Regions from separate parts of the Homo sapiens genome. Here region 2 is linked to region 1. A link is a contact called in ENCODE Hi-C data. All regions are on one chromosome and are shown on one strand. The core of a region is the stretch at or near the end of the contact, and the rest is flanking DNA. Distances in the headings are between cores, read along the strand shown.

Evidence for each region. Hi-C counts contacts between places; a loop is a spot of excess contacts on that map. Pooled maps may share reads with other maps.
Region 2: a map with no recorded cell type shows a loop between it and region 1 (11-fold over the local background). The contact joins the promoter of RFX4 here to the promoter of ABTB3 in region 1. A Hi-C loop is called at or near these places in 8 of 37 single-sample maps with no recorded cell type and 2 of 50 pooled maps.

Annotation. Positions count from the first base shown.
Region 1 is chr12:107,316,609-107,321,006 of GRCh38, reverse strand. It overlaps ABTB3 (ankyrin repeat and BTB domain containing 3), which reads right to left and starts at 2,573. Exons shown (of 17, transcript NM_001018072.2): 1 at 932-2,573. The coding sequence starts at 2,066. RefSeq lists an enhancer at 1,352-2,071.
Region 2 is chr12:106,581,164-106,585,561 of GRCh38, reverse strand. RFX4 (regulatory factor X4) reads right to left here and starts at 2,558. Exons shown (of 18, transcript NM_213594.3): 1 at 2,199-2,558. The coding sequence starts at 2,241. The region is part of intron 1 of LOC100287944 (a long non-coding RNA gene); the gene reads left to right. RefSeq lists enhancers at 1,524-2,108, 3,597-4,398.

The sequences.
Region 1 (4,398 bases), core at 1,324-3,823:
CCCCGGCCCCACCCCCTTCAAGGACAGAACTGCGGGTTCAAACCTACCCAAGTCAGGCCTTCAAAACAGTGGGGCATGAAGAGACGATGATAGAACCTGCTGGAAACGACGCCCTAAACTAACAACCCCCTCCAGAACTGCCCCCCGCCAGCTCCATCCTGCCCAGATCCCCAGAGGCGCTCCTTCAGCCAAGTGGTGAGAGCTGCAGCTCCCTGCCAGAGGGAATGGAGAGGCCAAGAGCTGGGAGGCTGGAATTGGGGGCTTTGTCCATCCCGCAGCCCCCACCAGCTGTGTGCTCTAGCCCTCAAAAACTGCTCTGGAAAAACTTGGCACCGACAAGTCTTCCCGCACCCCAGTCTCACCACACACACCTTTACGACTGTCTAGGCCGTGCAAGCTTTCAACCATTCAGCCGGTACGGCCGCCAGGCCCCTCCTTCCCCCGTGCACTGCGTGCCCCCCGAGGGAGTGGGGAAGTGGGAGCACTGGATTGCGGAGAGCGGAACGCGCCTCCTCCCAAGTCCTAGGGAGCCCAATTCATGCGCCCAGGGAAGTGGCATCTTCAAGGTCAAAACAAACAGTGCAGGGGTGGAGTATATGTACTAAGCGCAAATGATCTCAACCCTGCTCCAAAAAATGGTGCTGGGTTTTGCTCACTGCCTGCTGGAGGCAGCTGTCGCCCCGCCCCGCACCGGGGGCGGAACCTCGCGCTCCCGGACCTGGGACAGCACCAGCAGCGTGAAATACGCGCACCCGAGTGCAGGAGCAAACAGGCAACCTCTTGTTCTGGCTACCTCCAGCCCGGCCGCCTCCTCAGCGGCTTGGGACAGCAGCGCGTGGCTGGGAAGACGCGGGAGGGGGACGCGAGGCAAACTTGCGCCAAGAGTTGGCCAGGTTAGGTGAGAGGGAGTGGCACCCGCGCAGACACTTACCGCTGGCGTTCTTCCCGCAGATCAGGTGCTGGTAGGGCTGCAGGAGACCCCAGATCTCCGAGTCGTTGTTGACCGTGTGCTCCAGGGTCTCCACGGTGAACTTGGGCGCCTCGTGGAGCGCATGGTGGTGGTGATGGTGGTGGTTGGCGGCGGCTGCCGGCGGGACTGCGGCGGCCGCGGCGGCCGGCGGGGCGCAACAGCTGCTGCCCCCGCTGGCGCTGCTGGCTGCGCTGCAGGCGCCGCCGCTCGCCGCTCCTCCCCCGGGCGCCTCCCGCTCTTTATCCGCCGCGGGGGCCGCACCAGGGCCCGAGCTCGGGCCTGGGCCGGAGCCCGAGCCTGACCCAGGGCCACTGCAGCTCCGGGGCACCCCGGAGGCCACGACCCGCGAGTAGATGTCCCGGAAGAGGCTCTCCATGCAGGCTGTCAGGTAGATGGCGGCGTGCTCGTGGATGCGCAGCGCCACGCGGCTGTCCACCATCCAGCGATACACGCGGCCCACGGAGAAGGTGAGGCCGCAGCGGGCCGACTTGCCGCGGCCCAGGCGGTCGCCGCCGGCGCTGCTCATGTTGTAGAGGGACAGTGCGGCCAGCGCAGCCGCCGTACAGTGCGCGGCCAGGCCCCAGGACAGCACGATCTCCATGGCGCTCTGGATCTCGTACTTGGTGCACTTGGCGAAGCGCAGGCTCAGGCGCTGCGCCTCTTTGGCTATGCGCACCAGCGCCCGGCTCACCAGCGTCGACAGCTTGGCCAGCGCGTCCTTGGGCAGGCCGCCGGGGACCGCCGGGCCTGCCCGGGGATCCCGCGAACGCAGCAGCAGCGCCTCCAGCTCCTGGAGAGTCCAGGGGACCTCGTCTAGGTCCGGCAGCAGCCGCGAGCAGTGCTGGCCGGCGCAGTCCAGCCCCTCGGAGTCTTCCACCAGGGCAGTGTTGACAGTGTCAAAGCTGTTGTGCCGGCTGTGCATGGAGTCAGCTAGAGGCGGCCAGCAGCTCCCGCCATACGGGGACGCCGGGTGCGAGTCGGAACAGCACAAAGACAAGTTGGAGGAGCGCACCGAGTCCGCCGCGCCACCATAACCCGAGTCCAGCGTCAGATCCTCCAGCGTTCTCACCACGGGCTTCTTACCTCTCCTGGCCATCGCTGCGCCACTTCATGCTGCAGCCGCCTGGGAGCCAAAGGGAAGGAGCGGCGAGGAGCAGCGAGTGCCGCGGGGCGCGGGGAGAGCCGAGTCCGCGCCGCCTTGGCTCACTTTTCCACTAGCCGCTGCTACCAACTGTTAGTACTTTCGGCTGCCTCCCGGAACTGCCGCCGCTGGAATATACAGAGCAGACCCTGGAGTCATCTTCCAGAGTCCGGGCCGGAGCTGGGCGCAATGGGGAGCGAGCCAGGCCGGGAAGGAAGCTCCCGCCGGGGCTTGCCCCTTTCTTCCAAAATAAAAAGTGTCTAGACCGCTCTTCCCTGAGCCCCGCTGGGCGCAGTAGCCACCGGGCGCCGGCCACGGTGTTCGTGGGACTGAGACCACCCCAGATGCCGCCGCCGCCGCAGCTCCGCGGGCAGCTGGCTCCCGGCTCCCGGCTCCCAGTTCCCGGCCCTGGTTCGCTCGGCGCCAGCCTGCCCTGCACCGGAGCGCAGCAGCGGCCGTGGCGGCTGCAAACCTTGCCGAACCCCAGCAAACCCCGGGCAGCCAGTGGGACGGGCGTATGCAAAGCAGGGGCGGCGGAGAGCCAGTGGAATCGGAGAATGCTAATTACCTCGCTTTTTTTTTTTTTTTTTAAATCCCTCCTCCCCATGCGGCCCCGCCCCTCACACACGCCCCCGGCGGACACCGAGGCTGCAGGAAGTGGGGAGCAGTGGCCAGGGACTTGGGGAACCCTTGCAAGCGTAGAGACGTGGATGCTGCCCCCTGCTGCTGTCCCTGCCCGCATTCTCCCGGAGGGTGGTGGGTTGGGCCGGTGACCTCCCCACCTAGGTGTGCTCTCCACCGCGGTTCACAAGGTGTCTGCCTGACGGTCGCTCTCTCCCCTGCGGTTCGCATTTCACTTTTTTCCCCCCGTAACACCTGAAACATGGTTTTCCTCCCTCTCTATTCCCACTTCGGGTACGCAAACCAATTAGTGCGGCCCTCTTTCAGCCGGGGTTTGCTCCAGCATGGAGGGAAATAAGCCTGTCGAGCGGAGGCCCGTGGCGGTGGACACCACTGGGAGGCCGGATCTCCGGCCATTCGCCACCTGCCACTAGGGCGCGTTAACTCGATTCCTTTCAGTAGCCAGGAGGACCCTGTCCCTGCTTCAAAGTCCTGGGCGTGTGCTGCAGGGAGGGCTCAAGCACCACTTTGCCATCCTGGTGGGCATCTTTCCAAATAGCTCGGCCTTCTTAAAAGGAGTAAATTTGCTCAAAGGAGAATCTTCTTTCCTGACTAAAGAAAGATATAATATATATATGCATGGCTTAGCTGCATTCCTGTGTCAAATAGCATCGTGTCATCTACTTGTCTGTCCCCACCCACCCAGGCAGAAACCATATCTTACACACATGGGGATTCCTAGCTCCGCACACTGTGTCTCTCAGCTTAGAATCCCCTCCTATAGGAAGCTGGCCCAGATGTTTCAAGACTGGCTTCGGTGCTTCCACTGCCTCTATCCCCTTCTGTGGTTGCTGATTTCTGGGCCCTTGCAACACTAGGTTGCAAAAGCCTGGTTACTTGTCTGGATTCTACACTGGGCTAGGGGTTCCCATGCATAGTCCTGGCACAGTATAAGTGCTCAGTAAATATTTGTTGTAAATTGATGAAGGACGTAAGGATATGCTTTTAAATTGTTGCTTTGAATGTTCAACAATGGCCAACAGGTATATGCAAATATGCTCAACATCACTAATCATTCGGGAGATGCAAATCAAAACCACAATGAAATATCACTTCACACCTGTAAGGATGGCTATTATCAAAAAGTCAAAAGATAACAAGTGTTGGCAAGGATGTGGAAAAAAGAGAACCTTTGTACACTGATGGTGGGGTGTAAATGAGTACAGCCATTATGGAAAACAGCATGGAGGTTCCCAAAAATAAAAATAGAACTACCATGTGATCCAGCAATCCCACTTCTGAGTATACACCCAAAGAAAATAAAATCTCAGTCGAGTGCAGTGGCTCTCGCCTGTAATGCCAGCACTTTGGGAGGTTGAGGCGGGCAGATCACTTGAGGTCAGGAGTTGGAGACCAGCCAGACCAACATGGTGAAACCCCATCTTTACTAAAAATACAAAAATTTGCCAGGCATGGTGGTGCACACCTGTAGTCCCAGCTACTCGGGAGGCTGAAGCACAAGAATTGCTTGAACCCAGGAGGCAGAGGTTGCAGTGAGCCAAGATTGCACCACTGCACCTCAGCCTGGGTGACAGAGTGAGACTCCATCTCAAAAGAAAGAAAAAAAAAAGGAAAAGAACATCTCTGTCTTGAAGGGAGAGATGCA
Region 2 (4,398 bases), core at 1,309-3,808, 740 kb after region 1:
GGGAAGGCTTCTGGACTGGACCACGCCGAGCCGCACTTCCCTTGTCGTCGGTTTTGCAAGTCGGAGTGAAATGTCACCTGGTGCGTCTAGTGTCATTTCTTCACACTGTCGTGTACCAAAACTTTTGATTTTGCGTTCAGGGTGGTGACCTAGGGATGTCTCGGATATACAAAAGGGAGAGAAGTGGATGGGGAAAGGATTTCATTTCAGAACGTCTCTGGAGTGTTTGCAGTTGAGGTGAAGAGGACCCGGTGCCCCCACGAGCACCAGTTGCATCGAGAACAGAAAACGCCACGAATCCACAGCCCCACAGTCCTCCCCAGAAGTACCGAGGGGCCTGGCCCTGTGGAGGAGGCAGCTAAAAGCCCCCCAGCAGGGCCACTGCAGGTTTGGGATGTAGGGAGACCCTATGTCCCTGCGTGGGCCGCTCGAAAATACTTGGCCACAAACTCTGCAGACATGCGTTTAAGTTTGTTAAGGATATTCATTTTTAATGTTAGGGTTCTCAGGAGGTGGTGAGGGCGCAGCGCTTGAGATGAAAAAATGGTGGAAAAGGCGCTTTTCTCTCTCTGGGCTCCCGCTTTACCGCCAGTAGAGACCTCAGCGGGGCCTGCCGTGTCCGGAGAGGCACGCAGGGCAGGCGACGCTTCTCCTTGCCTTCGTTTGTCATCGAGTATAGGAAGGAGAACTTCGGGGCTTAGCCTTTCCCCACTCCCTGGGGGCTCACACCCAGCCAGGGGAGTGCAATCAGGCGGGGCCTTGACTCTAGGAATCAGAGATCGACAACTACCCTAAAACACAGAATATCCCCCTGGCAAGAGCAGTCCGGTGTCCGGGCCACCAGGGCTGCAGCGGAAACCTGGAGAGGCCTTAAATATTTCTGCAGGGACCGAGGAAAGACCTTCTGGGGCAATGCCCCGATGACCCCAGCCCCCACCCCACTTCCATATCCAGCCTGCCTAGGGGTGGAGTTGGGGAGACATTCGTGCGGCATTTGTTTATTTGCTCAAGGAAAGGACGTGCATGCTCAGGGGACGGCCGGGGCTGGAAGGCACTTGTTGCTCCGCGCTGCAATGCTCAGCAGCTTATGCTTGCAGGCATTCTCTCAAACCTCGCCACGGCCCAGGCTGAGTCCACTGCCCTATTTCTGCCTCTCCCCAAACTCATCACCCTAAGAAATTCTGAGGCTGCAGGGGGCCAAAATGAAAATAGCCGGGTTGCAAGAATGAGCCTAGGGGAGGGGGTGAACTGTAAGAGAACTTCCACCTGCAAGGGACTTAGGGAGCGTTAACAGATCTAGAAGTGTGACGGCTCTTCAAAGGTGCTAGGAGTGGGAGGTGGCGAAAACTACTGGAGGAAGAACCGAGATACCGGGTGTTTTCGTTGTGAAAGATTCCTTGGCCTCCTTTTTTCGTTGTTAAGGACCGCCGCACCCCCAAAACTGACGCCCAGCAGCTCTTGAACTGCAGAGCAGTTTGCAGACCCCAACGCCGAGTTTAGCGGGCCAGTCTGCGTCCTGCCCTCCCTCCAGCAAGGTCACAGCTCCCTAGTGGAGCCCGGCGTTGGGTGCCCCTTCCTGGCAGAAAAGCTAAAAGCCCGACCCCACAGCCCAGGACTCCCACCTCCCGTTTCTGCGGATTCCCCCGGACCACCGGGTTCGCCGCCGCCACTCCCTCCAGCTGCGCGTCTCTACCAGCCGGAGCCTCGGTCCCCACCTCCCAGGCGCAGTGCGAAGCCGTCACCCTCCCCCGCCTCGGGGCGTTCCGCTCGGCTTCCCGGCCCTGGCCGCCAGACCCCGAGCGCACCGCTATTCCGAGGCCCCCATACCCTAGGAGGACCTGGGTCCGGGAGGGGGCGGTCGGCTGGCAAAGTTTCTGCAAGTGGCACCTCGAGCTCGCCGCGAGCCAGCGCATCTTTACGTAACTTTGTGTCCAGGGCAAGCGAAAGCGCGCTCCTTCGCGCGCGCGCACGCACACACACTCACACACGTACACAATCACACGCTTATACACATACTTCCACGCATCCAGTTACACACATCGCCTCGAATTGAAAACTTCTGCAAGCTCTGCGTTATTCTTTGGGGTTCCACTGTCAAGTTGACCCGTCTGAACTTTTCCCAACTTCTTTCTAAAGTTCCCCCTCTCCCTTCTCCTTCCCTCCCAATGTATCCCCCCAACCCCGCCAGTAGGACTAACCTGTGGAATCCATGTCGGGTTCCTCCAGTAACCCACAATGCATGCTCTTCCCATGGACAGCACAGGCGCCCCCCAAAAGTCCTGATGTTTGGGGATCCCCTGTGCTAGAGATGCCCAGGGAGGAAGGGAGGGAGGGAGGGAGAAGGGGAGAGAGAGAGACGCAGAAAGTGAGGGGGCACAAGGATAAAGGAGGAAAGGAAAAGAAAAGAAAAAGAAGAGGAAAGAAAAGAGAAAGAAGAAAAGAGGAGAGAGAGGGAGAGAAGGGAGCGAGCTCGGAGAAGGGGGAGAGAGAAAAAGCGAGCGAGCAAGGGGACACTCAGTAATCCAGCCGGGCAAAGCCAAACCCGTCAAAATGTTTGCGGATGTTTCATGGGAAAAAGCATCATTTTATAGGAGCCCCGATGGGAGCAATGTCATTGATAGGCCAGCCGGCCTGATGAATGGCCGCTCGTCAGATGGGGCCGTGGCGAGGCGCACTGTGAAGCCCATTGTGGGCCTGTTTTGAATAAGAAAAGCCGCCTCCGAAAAGGGGGGCTCAGAGCGACGCAATCCCAGCCCTCCGACTTCCCCCTTCTATTATAGCATTAGCAACGTTTTTCTTATTTAAAGTTCCAGAGGCCTTCTCCAGCCTTCGCCCGGCACTCATTATAGGCGAAATCAAAATTGGCTTAGATGTGGCCCCCTCCCCCTCCCGGCCCTTCCCCACCATCGGGCCCCGCGCCGTGCTGGCAGGCCGGGAGGGGGGCGCGGGCGGGGGGGGAGCCGCGGGGAACTCCTGGAGCCTGGGGAGTCGCCTGCGCTACCACGAGTGGGGCCCCACTCCCTTCCTTCTCTTGCGCCCCCACCCACCCCCCATTTTGGTCCTGGGTTAGATTTCGGGTGGTGGCCCTGAGAATGCGGGAGGGGGTATGTCTTGACCCCTTGCACGCGGATCCGCAGACACGCGTGGGGAGTGAAGCGAGCTTGAAGGGGAAAGGGTGGGGAAGGGGAACTGAATCCCTAAGACCCCATGCCCCAATATGAGCGTAACAAGGCCGCTAGGCGGGGAGGAGGTGAGTGGCTGGTTCGCCTCCTCCAGAACTTTCTGTCTTCCTCTGGGCCTGGGTCCTTCATCCTGTTTCTCTCCTTCCATCTCGCTGTCTCTCTCCGCCTGTCTCCCGGTGTCTGTTTCTAGCTCTCTGTCCCTCTCGTCCTCTGTGTCTCTGTCTCTGTCCATTTCTCCTTCCTTGGCTGCTAGTGTCTCTGTCCAGACCCTGCCTCCACTTCTCTTTGTCTCCCCCTAGGACTCTGCCCCTCTCTGTCTCTATCCCCCTCGGTCTCTCTGTACTGTCCCCCCTCCCCCGCCTCTTCCCGTAACTCTGTCAGTCTGTCTGTCTCTGTTCCTCCGCCCTCCCCCTGCCCTCCCCACCCCACCGCCGTCCCCCAGTCGGCCTCGAAGTTTGTGAGAAGCCCCGGCATCCAAGTGGGGACGCGGTTTTCCCAGGGACCCCCTCCTCGGCGGAGTTGAAAGTGCAGAAAGAGGGGGGCGAGGGCCGGGGGGTGCTGGAAGTGGAAGTGAGGGGGAGCAAGCTGCGTCTCCTGCGGGCCCCGATAAAGTGGCCGTTCGCGGGTCGGCCGCGCTGTGATTAGAATATGAATGGGGCCCGGCGGGCGGAAGAGAAAGGCGGATTACCCCGGGTGCTTTGACCATGGACAGAGGCAGAGCCGGCGGGCCGCGGCGGGGGCGGGGAAGCGCGGAGTCCCTAACGCCGTGCGGGAGTGGGGGTCTCTAACCCCGGGCCCCTGGCAGCGCGCGGCTTTCCGCGATCCTTCGGAAAGACGCCCCCCGCCCCCTCGGTCCGCCCCCTCCCCACAATCAGAGCTGAGTGGGACAATGTACGGAGACTGGGGAGCCCGAGGGGCCAGCACGTGCCGAGTTAAGGTCACGGTGCGGGAGGAAGAAGGCGGCGCGCGGTACCGGCTGGACAGAGCCCGGGATGGACTGACGGTAGCGCGGGGTTCGAATCCCAGCTCTGTAAATTCCTTCATCGTTCTGGGCCTCAGCTTCCTCGTCTGTGAAATGTAGCAAAGTTGCCCCCTCTCAAGCTTTGGGGGAAGATAACTGAAGCAGTGGTTATAAAAGGAGCCGGGCATTTGCTGTTCCCTCTACTTGGCACTCTGCCGGCTCCTCCTTCCTCACAGGTGCCTAACCGGCCGACAC